Regions from separate parts of the Homo sapiens genome. Here region 2 is linked to region 1. The links are chromatin loops, found by intact Hi-C in ENCODE. Cell type or tissue: Calu3. All regions are shown on one strand.

What was found. Hi-C counts contacts between places; a loop is a spot of excess contacts. Peaks named below come from ENCODE experiments on the same cell type or tissue, not always from the same donor. Only the 100,000 strongest peaks of a DNase experiment are listed, where the experiment ranks them.
Region 2: it touches region 1 in a loop (8-fold over the local background); 1 of 110 quality-filtered maps calls a loop at or near these places.

What each region holds. Positions count from the first base shown.
Region 1 is chr2:169,010,902-169,013,401 of GRCh38, reverse strand. ABCB11 (ATP binding cassette subfamily B member 11) reads left to right here. Exons shown (of 28, transcript NM_003742.4): 5 at 1-130. Among named protein-coding and RNA genes, the nearest start is that of ABCB11, 19 kb to the left of the region's middle. In Calu3, no CTCF peak of the experiment used is centred here; DNase peaks (open chromatin) are centred at 509 and 1,061.
Region 2 is chr2:168,848,715-168,851,214 of GRCh38, reverse strand. It overlaps NOSTRIN (nitric oxide synthase trafficking), which reads right to left. Exons shown (of 16, transcript NM_001039724.4): 9 at 33-131. Among named protein-coding and RNA genes, the nearest start is that of SPC25, 40 kb to the left of the region's middle. In Calu3, a CTCF peak has its summit at 1,432; a DNase peak (open chromatin) is centred at 1,444.

The DNA of each region.
Region 1 (2,500 bases):
CAGATGTTTTTATTGACTACGACGTTGAGTTACAAGAACTCCAGATTCCAGGAAAAGCATGTGTGAATAACACCATTGTATGGACTAACAGTTCCCTCAACCAGAACATGACAAATGGAACACGTTGTGGGTAGGTTGTTTTTGTTTTTAATTTTTTACTTTTTTGCTCATATCTTAAATTGTAATTCAAAATGTATAGAGGGGATTTTACTGGCTGAGCTGGAGTGGTATCTAACACAAAGAGAATAGAAACATGAGTTTACCCATATTTCTAGAAATTACTCTGCCTCAAGTTTCCTTCTATCTTACTATGTTTTAAAATCTTAATAGAAACAGGATTGAAAGTCACTCACCAAATACATTGCCAAAATGTTACCACTTTATTGAGTATAGGCTTGAGCATGACACTACCAATACTTAACGTCACTAGGGAGGTGACCCATGAATTTTACTTGAGTATCATCTCCAAGAGTTCTATTTTTCCCCCCCACCAACTCCCCTCTGCCCCTTAGCTTTGTGGCTGTGGCTGGTGATCCACTTGATCTTAACCCTTCCATCTGTAATGGGAATTTCATGAACAGGCTGCATTACTTTGAGTAAGGTACACTAGTCTCAACCAGTAGTTGAGTTTGTTTTTTTCTTTTTTCTTTTTTTTTTTTTTTTAAGATGGAGTCTCCTTTTTTGCCCAGGCTGGAGTACAGTGGTGTGATCTTGGCTCACTGCAGCCTCTGCCTCTTGGGTTCAAGTGATTCTCATGACTCAGCCTCCTGAGTAGCTGGGATTACAGGCGCCCGCCACTATGCCCAGCTAAATTTTGTATTTTTAGTAGAGATGGGGTTTCACCATTTTGGACAGGCTGGTCTCAATCTCCTCAGGTCATCTGCCTGCCTCAGCCTCCCAAAGTGCTGAGATTACAGGCGTGAGAAAACTAGGGCAGTGCTGTGATCAGAGGCAACCACGCAGAAGTAGCCAGAACTCACACAGACACAGTCACTATGCTACTGTTTTCTTTGTGATAAGCCTGACAGGCCACCTTGTAATCAGTGAGTCTGTCGTGTACTCAGGGCTGACTCACTGTCATAGCATGGCCTTTGCAGTGTGCCTCATGCTGGCTCAAGTTCAGAACAGCTTATTTGCACATAGGAACCCACATATTCAGGTTCAAGAATCAAGGGTGGGGCACATCTTGGCTAGAAAGACACTAGGAATGGCTCCCTCAGAGGAATTTATAGTTTTCACCTTCATTTTTGAAATTTTCTATAGGCTTGATTCCAGACTATGAATGAGTCCTTCTAAATCATTGACACTCTTCCATAATATTATCTCTCTTAGGGTCTTTCATTCATTTACTCATTCAACCAAAATTTTTTTAAACATCAAATATACCAGGAACTCATGAAAGCATCAAGGACACAGTTGTCTTAAGAGCATGGTCCTAGCCAGGTATGGTGGCTCATGCCTGTAATCGTAACACTCTGGGAGGGTGAGACAGGAGGATTGTTTGAGCCCAGAAGTTCGAGACAAGCCTGGGCAACATAGTGAGACCCTGTCTCTACAAAAATTTTTTTAAAAAATAGCTTGGCTTTGTGGTGTGCCCCTGTCATCCCAGCTACTTGAGAGGCTGAGATGGGAAGATCACTTGGGTCTGGGTGTTTGTGGCTGCAGTTGGCTGTGATTACATGGGTGACAGAATGAGACCCCATCTCAGAAAAACCAAAAGAGTCATGATCCCTATCTGTGTGAAGCTTAAGCCTAGTAAGCCATCATTCAGTCAATGATCATTTAAAAACATATGCAGTGACAGACTTGGAGGTACCTGACAGAAAACACAGGATAATATACAATGTGAATTATTCTTTATAAACAACAAGCCTACTTATTCTATATAAGTTCCCTAATGTCTAAATATGTATGTTTCTTTTCTAAAATTGGAAGTTTCTTTTCATTTGACAAACTCAGAGCAATTTGTATAAAAGAGAGATTGAGTTCAACAAAAGTCTTTGAAATCCTTCATTTATGCGGGAGGACAGAAGTGAACTGCTTTTTACAGAGGGGTTTGACCACAAAACATAAGATTAATCATTCTCCCCTTGGAGAAAAAAATGCATTCAGACCTATGTGTGATGTAAATTGACCCAAGCCACGGATAACACTTATGAGGATAAGTTTTTGAGGAAAAGGTCCTCAAGTATATCTTATCATGCCTTAAAATTTGGAAATAAATGTGAGAGGAGCCAAAATTTGAGGCATATACATGATACTAGGTGCTTATGAATATTTATCCAATGAATTAAAGAATGAATCTACTTTCAACATTTGCATCATAGCCATCTATTAAAAAGGAATTCTCTGTGGCCACTCATTACTCACTGTCTTCATTGTTACTGGATCACATACCTGAAGGCGAGCAAAGAATACAAACTGAGGCTTTCAGAAGTCCACTGGCTTTGGCTGAATTCACGTAATACCAAATGTGAATGGACATTTGTCCTTTTCTTTT
Region 2 (2,500 bases), 160 kb after region 1:
ATACCAGAAATGGAGAGATCATCTCTACTCACTGTGGTCAGGGTTTGGCCAAAAAGAGAAATATGTTGGCTGTACTGGTTTAAGTTATTGCATAAAAGTTGAATTCTTTCCTTCTCCAGCTCCAGAATGCTCTGAAAAGAATGAAAATTGGGGTAAGATCAGCCAGTTGTTATGCAAAATGGAAGTCACTCATCAAACACTGACACACCTGAAGACAGACTGAACAAAGTCTCATGATTAGCCTCTTGACTATGTCATATCCAAACCATAGTGGAGGGAGATTTCCAGGAAGGAATGTGTCTTGGTATCTTAAATCACTCACACACTTTCCCCAGGCTCTTTTGACCCAAAAGGCATATAGGCAGATGCTGTGGGTTACCTAAGTTTATGAGGAAGGGGGAGAAAAGAAGAAAAGGAAGCATTTGAGACACAATCATGGATTCCAGAGAATTCCAGAGAATTTCAGTAGAGATGGGGTTTCACCATGTTGGGCAGGCTGGCCTTGAACTCCTGACCTCAGATGGTCCACCTGTCTTGGCCTCCCAAAGTGCTAGGATTACAGGCATGAGCCACCGCGCCTAGCCAGGCCTTGTTTTTACAAAAAAAAAAAAAAAAAAATTGGGAAGAATTCCAGAGGGTGAAGCCCAGGAAAGCCCATATCCATGTCTTGGAAATGCATTGAGACACCCAATAGTTTTAGAATTGTTTATAGTACATTCAAGGCGTTCTGCTAGTCTGCAGGGAAGAGAATGACAGGCCACAAATTCTCTGTTTAAGGAGGTTATTTGACAAGAGAAGAATCCCAAAGTCTGACCAATTTATAATTCTGCCTAAAATTAGGCCTGGGAGTCAGAGTCCGCTGTTTGCAGGTAGACACATAGCCTCTTTATTTTGTGTGAGATGACAGAAGTTTCATTATTAGACTTATGACTTTTAGGTAGGAAGGGTAAATAAGAAAGTGAGGGGAATCACATTTGCTTTGTTAGCTATTAACATTTTAGAGGCCGGGCACAGTGGCTCATGCCTATAATCCCAGCACGTTGGGAGGCCAGGGTGGGAGGATCACCTGAGGTCAGGAGTTTGAGACCAGCCCAGCCAACATGGTGAAACCTTATCTCTACTAAAAATACAAAAATTAGCCAGGCATGGTGGCACACGCCTGTAATCCCAGCTACTCAGGAGGTTGAGGCAGAATTGCCTGAACCCAGGAGGTGAAGTTTGCAGTGAGCCGAGATCATGCTACTGCACTCCAGCCTGGGTGACAAAAGTGAAACTGTCTCAAAAAAAAAAAAAAAATGAGAAAATGTTACTTATTGGACCCATGCCAACTGAGTTGCTGACTGGTGGTTTTACAGGGGGCAGAAAGCTTTAGCAACTAAGCATTCTTAGAGAAGGCTGGCTCAGGCAGAGTATTCAGGGAGACTCCAAGGCCATGTGGGGGCAGTGTAAGGCTGCTGGGTATGTGCCCAGGGGACTTTGGGCTTTGATGGAGATGGCAGGTGTCCAAGACAAAATTCTTCCCATCTTTTTTTTTTTTTTTTTTTGTAAAAACAAGGCCTGGCTAGGTGCGGTGGCTCATGCCTATAATCCCAGCATTTTGGGAGGCCGAGACGGGTGAACTACCTGAGGTCAGGAGTTCAAGGCCAGCCTGCCCAACGTGGCAAAACCCCGTCTCTACTAAAAATACAAAAATTAGCCAGGCCTGGTGGCGGGCGCCTGTCGTCCCAGCTACTCAGGAGGCTGAGGCAGGAGAATCGCTTGGACCTGGGAGGTGGTGGTTGCAGTGAGCTGAGATCATGCCACTGCACTCCAGCCTGTGCAAAAGAGTGAGATTCCATCTCAAAAAAAAGAAAAGAAGAAAGAGAAAGAAAGAAAGAAAAAATACAAGGCCTGGGCATTCATCCTTTTATCCAGGGAAGTCCAGCTCAGTTGCTCTCATACCCACCATCCCAACTCCTGCATCCCACAAAGAGCACCAGCAATCATCTTTCATGAACAAGGCTTTGGAGAAGTTGGTGGGTAACACGACCATAGGGAAGAAGAAAGATGGGTATGTCTCAAGGCCCTTGGCAGTGCAAGAGAGGTGAGAATGGAGAGTCACAAAGATCACTGGGTTCTCCTTGCTCACCTCTTGAAATTCCTACAGGAGCCCATTGGCCTGATTCAGTATGGTATTCCTCTATATCCCTGTGTTGTTAATTCATCTATGGTATATGGTGATTAAAATTATTTTAAATTTCTTTATACTTTTAATTATGGTAAAATTTACATAATATGACATGCCATTTTATCCACCTTAGGCATCCATTTCAGTGTCATTAAGTGCATTCACATTATTATGCAAACACCACCATAATTCATCTCTAAAACTTTTTTCATCTTGCAAAAGTAAACCGTACCCATGAAACAACGACTTCTCATTTCCTACGCTCTGCATCCCCTGGCAACCACCATTCTACTTTCTGTCTCTACAAATTTAACTACTCTTGATACCTCTTAC